Linked DNA regions of Homo sapiens: region 2 is linked to region 1. A link is a contact called in ENCODE Hi-C or POLR2A ChIA-PET data. All regions are on one chromosome and are shown on one strand. Each heading gives the region's core, a stretch centred on a gene start or an enhancer-like site at or near the end of the contact. The rest is flanking DNA. Distances are from core to core; before and after follow the strand shown. Region 1 has its middle 43 kb from the start of GNAQ. Region 2 has its middle 100 kb from the start of GNAQ.

Evidence for each region. A loop is a pair of places that touch in the nucleus more often than their neighbours do. ChIA-PET counts read pairs that join two places held with the same protein, here RNA polymerase II (POLR2A). Pooled maps may share reads with other maps.
Region 2: a loop to region 1 is called in a map of mammary epithelial cell, with 4 times the contacts of the local background. The contact joins two enhancer-like sites. A Hi-C loop is called at or near these places in 5 of 168 maps with a recorded cell type or tissue (CD4-positive, alpha-beta memory T cell, CD8-positive, alpha-beta T cell, aorta and 2 more) and 3 of 50 pooled maps. POLR2A ChIA-PET finds 5 or more read pairs at or near these places in 2 of 52 experiments (CD4-positive, alpha-beta T cell and activated CD4-positive, alpha-beta memory T cell).

Annotation. Positions count from the first base shown.
Region 1 is chr9:78,072,375-78,076,683 of GRCh38, forward strand. No RefSeq gene overlaps it. Among named protein-coding and RNA genes, the nearest start is that of GNAQ, 43 kb to the left of the region's middle. Within about 2 kb of position 2,462, at least 3 of the 41 ENCODE cell types and tissues checked have a DNase peak (open chromatin) inside an H3K27ac peak, as active enhancers do; they include CD4-positive, alpha-beta T cell and CD8-positive, alpha-beta T cell, where a contact is called at or near this core.
Region 2 is chr9:78,130,672-78,134,697 of GRCh38, forward strand. No RefSeq gene overlaps it. Among named protein-coding and RNA genes, the nearest start is that of GNAQ, 100 kb to the left of the region's middle. Within about 2 kb of position 2,145, at least 4 of the 41 ENCODE cell types and tissues checked have a DNase peak (open chromatin) inside an H3K27ac peak, as active enhancers do; they include CD4-positive, alpha-beta T cell and CD8-positive, alpha-beta T cell, where a contact is called at or near this core.

The sequences.
Region 1 (4,309 bases), core at 1,212-3,711:
TTCTGTAAAAACTCATAGACATTAGGGCAGAAGAAGTAGCTAAGATGTACTGAGAACTTACTATCTGGTTAGTATGCTGAAAATTTTACTTTTCATTATCCAGTTTAATCCTTTGACAACCATGAAGTCTGTATTATTATTATGCCCAGCTCATCGATGAGGAAATTGGAAAATAAATTTTAAAAAGATTATACTCATTGTGGGAGATCCATTCCAGTTTAGTTTAATCTGTGTGAGATGAGTCAACCCACTGAGATCAGGAATTTGCCATAGGCACCAGGTTTCCACAGAGAGAAGGGAGAGAAAAATGAACGTGTATCCACATCAGGGCTCATAATCTAACCTAACAGCTAGGAAGTGTGGGGCAGAGTGAAGGCACAGGGAATGTAGGTCAAAAGCAAGAAGTGGGATTGATGAGACCAGAGAGCAGGAGACAGAGTTAGGAAGCAAAGCTCCAGTTTCCTGAATAGATGTTTTTCACATTCCTGCAGCCATTACCTTGAGTTCTGCTGTTCTTATCTCTTTCCTGGACCATTGCTCAAGACTAGAGATGAGAATCTTAAACTTAGGTGGAGAGGCTAGAGAGTATATAATGCAAAGGTCTCAAAGAGTCAAAATGACTCAAACATTTCCCACCTAGCACAGCATATATGGTTTCGCATATGCAATCTAACTAAACATGAAAGTTTGAGAACTACTGAGCTAACATCAAAGCAGGAAGAAAAAGAAAGTCCATATGTCCGAGTGGTCATGCCAGGCTAGCTTTAAGATGACTATCAATTCCCATGTGTTGATGGCAAATAGGTGGGGAGTTCCAAAGTGTTTATTTGGTTTCATTAATATTAAACCTCTGTACCTTTAATGCATGCTAAGAGATTTTTTCTTTCTTGTTCTGGTTGTAAGGATTAAGAAGTCACATCTTACAAGGGGATTCAGTTGTAAAGTCTGAGCGTAAATTAAACTAAAGTTGCTGTTCTCTCAACTGTCTGAAATTTTCTGTCTAGAATGCAAATCTGATTACATCAAATTCCTGTATAAAATCCTTCCATTGACTGAGCTGCTGATCTTTGATGTCATTGCCAGAAATTACAAGGGACAATAGATGGATCAAAAGGCCAACCCCATCCCCAGTGGAGAGATGTTCCACGGCCCTTCCTCCCCGACATATAAACATGTGACCTGAGGGGCACTGCTGGGTCATAGTCTGGGATGTGGATCCCTTTACATTAGTTAAGCTACATGGACAGCTCAGCTAATGGCTACAGCCTCAATCACCATAGACGGTATAGTCCAAGGTGCCCTGACATCAGGAATAGTATATGAATTTGTATGGCTCATATTGAAACAAGGGTGTGCCAGTCCATGTGTTTGTACACTTACAAGAGAATTTGGTGGGGTGTGGGTCAGGAGTTGTTCACATTTGGGAACAGCTATTGATGGTGTCAGGCGTGAGCCTTTTTAAAATCTGGCTCCTGTCAACTCTCTGACATCATCCTCTGCGCCTACCCACGCTCATCGTTTACTCTCACCACGTGGAGCAGCCTGTGCCCTGGACAGCTCCTCCATTCCTTCGCACACTCAGCACTTCCTTCTGCAATTCTCTTCCTCGGTCTTCCCTTTAGAACTTTTATTTGATGATCACCTCAAATGACTTTTCTACCAATTGTTCTTTCCTGATCTACTGCTCCTCTCTAAAGCCCGGTTTCTTCTTCTTTTGACATCTCACTTAAGTCAAAAGTCATTTTTCTTAACTGTAATTCAACTATTTGCAGGAAGGAAGGAAGAAAGCAGGGGGGATGGTAAGAGGGGAACTGGAACAACAGGCGGAAGGAAGTGGGGAGGGAAAGAAGGAAGCTAGGCGGGAAGCAGGGAGGGAGGAAAGGTGGAGAGAAATAGTTTAGGTTGGGGGATAAAGACTATTTTAAGTGTAATCTGTGAGGCTGGTTTCTCTACGGGTAGATCAGAGGGTCAAAAAGATTATTTCTCCAGCTATAGCTCTTCACTGTCCAGAAGTCCATAAAGTTTCCTCTAGAACATCTGAAGTCATGCATCACTCATTTCTCAAGGGTTTCTTACAACCTGTTCCCATGTCTAGTCAGGTTTGCATTTTCAACTTTTTTTTAATTTTCAGAAGTTTGGCTCTATTCTCTGTGAACATTGACCCTGGCCTTATCAAGACGAGAGAGAGCTTTCAACTCCACCCTGCCCTGAAATACTCATAAAGCCTCCTACATGACTTTAACTGTGAAGGTAACCATGTTCTTTCCTCCTCTCTTCATCTTCCAGGAATGGGCAATAAGAGGATTTCTTTGGCAGAGCAAACATCCCTTCACTTATTTATGAATTCACACATCCCCTCATCCATTCACTCACTCACTCAGCAAACATTCATGGAGTTGTCCTAAATGGAAGTCATTTGCCAGGAGCTGCATCATCAACTTAGCTTAGAGATATGAATCATGCTTTGAATCTTCCTTTCAAAGACACTTTTCTCTTGCCCTCTTCCTGTCACAAAAACCCACATAACTGTTTGTTATCTTATTTCCTTTGCTGGTCTTTGTCTTTTGTTTCGGAACAATTTTTGATTAAAAAGAAAAATTTAACCAGACAACAATGGCCTGGGATTTGGATCCCTTTACATTAGTTAAGCCACATGGACAGCGTAACCTAATGGCTGCAGCCTCAATCACCACAGATGATGTAATCCAAGGCAACTGATGTGGCTGCAAAATAGAGGACTACTGGCTGCAATAGGCAGCCATGTCAGTTGTGGGAGCATCTATTTAGTGCTGAATATACTTTTCAAACTTTAAAGCAAACTTTTGCTAAGTATCCCTTCTCTAAGCCAGTGCTTTAGAAACGTTTTGCCACACCCATTGGCAGGAGTGCTTTGTTCCTTCAGTTTTCTATTTTAGGTTTTTGTCTCCCAGAAAAAGTGCTGTCATGGGATGTGATTTCAGGTAGTCTGTTTGAGGTGATTCCAGGATCCATCAGTAAGGGAGTGAGAAAGTGAGACAGTTAAGGGAAGGAAGAAAAAAAAAAAAAAAGGCAGACTATGTAACTGGTGGCCACCTGATGTGAAATCTCACTGGGGGATTCCTTTTTTAAAAAACTGACTGCAGGTGGAGCCAAGATGGCCGAATAGGAACAGCTCCAGTCTACGGCTCCCAGTGTGAGTGATGCAGAAGATGGGTGATTTCTGCATTTCCAAATGAGCTTTGAAGAGAGTAGTGGTTCTCCCAGCACGCAGCTTGAGATCTGAGAACGGACAGGCTGCCTTCTCAAGTGGGCCCCTGACCCCCGAGTAGCCTAACTGGGAGGCACCCCCCAATAGGGGCAGACTGACACCTCACACGGCCAGGTACTCCTCTGAGACAAAACTTCCAGAGGAATGATCACGCAGCAACATTTGCTGTTCACCATATCCACTGTTCTGTAGCCTCCACTGCTGATAACCAGGCAAACAGGGTCTGGAGTGGACCTCCAGCAAAATCCAACAGACCTGCAGCTGAGGGTCCTGACTGTTAGAAGGAAAACTAACAAACAGAAAGGACATCCACACCAAAACCCCACCTGTACGTCACCATCATCAAAGACCAAAGGTAGGTAAAACCACAAAGATGGGGAAAAAACAGAGCAGAAAAACCGGAAACTCTAAAAATCAGAGTGCCTCTCCTCCTCCAAAGGAACACATCTCCTCACCAGCAACGGAACAAAGCTGGATGGAGAATGACTTTGACGAGTTGAGAGAAGAAGGCTTCAGATGATCAAACTACTCCGAGCTAAAGGAGGAAGTTCGAACCCAGGGCAAAGAAGTTAAAAACCTTGAAAAAAAATTAGATGAATGGCTAACTAGAATAACAAATGCAGAGAAGTCATTAAAGGACCTCATGGAGCTGAAAACCAAGGCATGAGAACTACATGATGAATGCACAAGACTCAGTAGCCAATACAATCAACTGGAAGAAAGGGTATCAGTGATGGAAGATCAAGTGAATGAAATGAAGTGAGAAGAGAAGTTCAGAGAAAAAAGAGAAAAAAGAAACAAACAAAGCCTCCAAGAAATAAGGGACTATGAGAAAAGACCAAATCTACGTCTGATTGGTGTACCTGAAAGTGACGGGGAGAATGGAACCAAGTTGGAAAACACTCTGCAGGATATTATCCAGGAGAACTTCCCCAATCTAGCAAGGCAGGACAACATTCAAATTCAGGAAATACAGAGAATGCCACAAAGATACTCCTCAAGAAGAGCAACTCCAAGACACATAATTGTCAGATTCACCAAAGTTGAAAGGAAGGAAAAAAT
Region 2 (4,026 bases), core at 895-3,394, 58 kb after region 1:
AGACTTTGCATCTAACACCATTTTTCCTGGCAATATTTCTTCAGAAAATCAAAAAGAAAACTGTTTATCATTATTCATAACAAAGTCGTTATTCTCCTACAACAGTTCTTTGGATAGGTATTCTAAATTATTTTGCACTGTTTATGCACTTTTTTCAAAATGTTTCTCTTCTGATTAGGTTTTCTGGCTTCTAATTAATTTGCACTATTTTCACATTTTTTCAGATGCATATATTGATCTAAGATTCCACATAATAGCAAGCTGGAACTAAAACTGTAAGTGATCAGAAAAATATGAAAGCAGGAGAAATAATCCTGCATGTACCAAAGAACAATCAAAGTATTGTACATGAGCACTGCATGCAGAATAAACTGTGGTCTGGAAATCAAGAGACTTTGCCATCCTTCAGGTCATTCTGTGTGACCTTGGACAAGTGTGTGGCCTCTTGAATATTTTACAGAAACATGAGTTTCTTGATCTGTAAATTAAGTGGATTGGGGGATAAGATTTTTAAACTCCTTTCCACTGATAAGATTCAAAGACTTCCACTGATTATTGGGAATGTAGAATAATTCACAGATAGAACTTAGCAACAACAATAGCAACAACATCAACAACATTAACAGCTCCCATTAAATAAGGATTTATGGCTAGGCGCAGTGGTTCGTGCCTGTAATCCCAGGACTTTGGGAGGCTGAGGCGGGCAGATTGCTTGAGCCCAGGAGTTCAAGATGAGCCTGGGCAACGTGGAGAAACCCCGTCTTTACAAAAAATACAAAAATTATATGGGCGTGGTAATGCGTGCCTGTAGTCCTAGCTACTAGGGAGGCTGAAGTGGGAGGATGGCTTGAGCTCAGGAGGTCGAGGCTGCAGTGAGCCATGATCATGCCACTGAACTCAAGCCTGGGCAACAGAACGAGATCCTGTCTCAAAAGAAAAAAAAAAAAAAAGCACTTAGTCCCTGCCAGGAGCTGTCTGTTTTTTATGTATTATCTTCTCCGATTCTTATAACAACTACTTGAAGTAGAGATTATTTCTTCCATCACGTAGATGAAAAAACTGAGGCTAAGAGAGAGTAAATAACTTTTCCTAGGGCCCACAACTAAAAGTGGGGAGGCTGGATTTGAATCCAGGTCTAATTTTGAGGTTTGTGCTTTTAATACAAGACCAATTCATAACCTTTGGTACATGGAATTCTGGGGGCTATCTTCGCATTATACCATTGCTGCTGTTGGGTAGGGTAGCAAAGGAGAGGAGACAGATAGACAAGAGGCCGTTAAGAGTTCTTTTTGTTTCAGAAAATGAATATAACTAAAAGCTTCTTCCACTCCCTAGAATAGTCAGTTGTGGTGGGCCAATGAATTTCTATACCATGTTGGAAATTTATAGCTGTGAGGGCATTCTGAAAATTTCCACTAGACAAGAAGTGATTTGAGCAGCCTAAGACAGATGAATCTCCCAGTTGAGGCTTAGAACAGACAGCTCCAGATCTGGCTTTCTGGCTAGCCTGGATGCCAGTGATTCACTCATTGTGTGATTAAGTGGCAGGCTTATGTTTCTAGAGCTAATGATTCTAAAGCTTTCTGTGGTATTAAACTAACACACATAAAAAAACTAAAGGCAATTAGAAGCAATCAAAACATTTGGAAAGTAAGATTCAATTTCTGCATTTGCTAAACTCTTCATCAAGAAAATCAGTAAATTTTTTTTAAAAGCCATGAACATGATACACAGAAAATTAAAAAAGCAATCAGTTTTAAAATGTACATGCGCTTTCCAGAATGCTTAGGACACTTAGGACTGAGCCATTTTTCACTTGTCTTATTTTGCTGCATTTATTCAGACATGTGAACACTCTCTTGAATAACATTCCTCTTTCAATTTTGACAGATGAATGGGTATGTAACTCCTCAAGTGCCAGAAAAACCCTTAGAAGCATCAAAGAATAAAAGCCACACTGAAATATTTATACAAGAATTTCCAGCAAATAGTAGTGGGCAGGCTTCCCTTATTCGGGCTTAGGTGTGTATGATGTTTGAAAAATCTGTTAAGTCACTTTTGACCAGGTCAGTCTCAACGTTTGTCAATGTACCATCTCATTTGGCCTCTAAGAACCTACACAGTGATATAGAAGACAGGATAGGAAGTTATCTTTCCATCCAGGAAACCATTTGACTTCTTCAGTTAGCACTTTCACTTTCATTTTTCTCAGGGCAAAATTCAATACCTTTTAGAATACAAAGTAGGGCCTTTTAACGTTTCAGTTGAATATCCCCTCTTGGCCAGTCATTAATCATTCATATCTTTGGCTCTGAAATCTTTAATGACCACTGAATAGGTTAAGCTTTACTAAATGTGAAGAGATCTAGGTGTTGGTCAATGTGTGTGTATGTAGATGTACATTTTGTGTGTTTTGGAAGGGGTTGCAATAAATATTCGTGTCTTAAAGAATGTGAAAATAAAGGAAACCAAAGTGCCACTTCTATTTTTAAATTCCCACAGATATTTACAATTCCACTTGTATTCTCTACAAATGAAATAGTTATAGAGGTTGGGATGACCTTGCAAGAAGTAGAAAAAAAAAGAAGGATAACATTGAAAATTTGAGGTTGAATTGAATTGAAACTTACTATTTAGCCAAAGTAATACCAGGACCTGCGCAAGCACTAGCGGCAGTCTGAAATACTCAGTCAATTATTTTGCCATCATTTATTTGGGTTAGTTACACTCAAAATCACTAGATAATTGTTAAATTCTTCTACTGTTTGAAAAATTAGACTTGACAGGCTGGGCGTGGTGGCTCACGCCTGTAATCCCAGCACTTTGGGAGGCCAAGGTGGGCAGATCACGAGGTCAGGTGATCGAGATCATCTTGGCTAACACGGTGAAACCCCGTCTCTACTAAAAATACAAAAAATTAGCCGGGTGTGGTGACAGGTGCCTGTAGTCCCAGCTACTCGGGAGGCTGAGGCAGGAGAATGGCGTGAACCCGGGAGGCGGAGCTTGCAGTGAGCCGAGATCATGCCACTGCACTCCAGCCTGGGTGAAAGAGCGAGACTCTGTCTCAAAAAAAAAAAAAAAAAAAAAAATTAGACTTGATAGTATGGTTTGAATATACAGGCTAGAAAACTGAACTCTAAGTTCTAAATTGTAGTATCTTAGACCTGAAAGAGTCTTTAAAGACCTACTATTTTGAAACTCTGGCTTTACAAATGAGAAAGCCAAAACCAGAAAACTCGCCAAAGGTGACACATTTGGTTTGTGGAAGGATGACTCAGACCCCTGGTTTTCTGACCTTTGGTCCAGTAGCTTTTCACCTGCAGTCTCCTGAGAAGGCTGTGACCTCCCAAGAAGCAAGTCACCACTTTTCTTATAAAGCCACCATGGTGCCTTCCTTACAGGTCCCTCATAGCATTCTTGTGGTATTTGACAAAGTCTAAATTTCCTAGATGTAAAATCCAGTTTTCTCTTCTTGTGCCCTCAGTAAAGAGCTTTTTAATATTTAGGTCTGAAAAATAGCTCATCTTCCCAAGTCTTGCCCCTGCCAGTCCCCATAAACTCACACAGCCCTTAATACACTTATGCCTGCAATGCTCAAAATTCTATCTTCCTATGTTGGTGCTGGATTACCATTTTGGAAACTAAATCTTAAGTTGATTTCACCATTAAAGGAAAAATTGTATTTTAGTATTAATTTTTATAAAGATTACCTCCTTCATCCATCTGCATCTTTCCCTGAAAAGTGCTTAGTTCTCTATTATTGGGGCAGAATGGGTAAGAGAAATGTACAGACGGTGCCAAGCCTCACTGTAAACCAGCTTTCAGGCTCCCCTCTATGTGGGCCTTTTAAGCAAATAACTCACAAGTAGAAGATATGACAAATTCAAGTTTGAGGCTCCAGCATCAAGTGGAGGTCATCATTAAGACCAAAAATCAAAATATAATAGTCCAAGGAGTATTACCTTAGGAGTTGAATTATTTTGGTTTTCAGCCACTTACTGTGTGATCCGGAATGAATCAACCTCT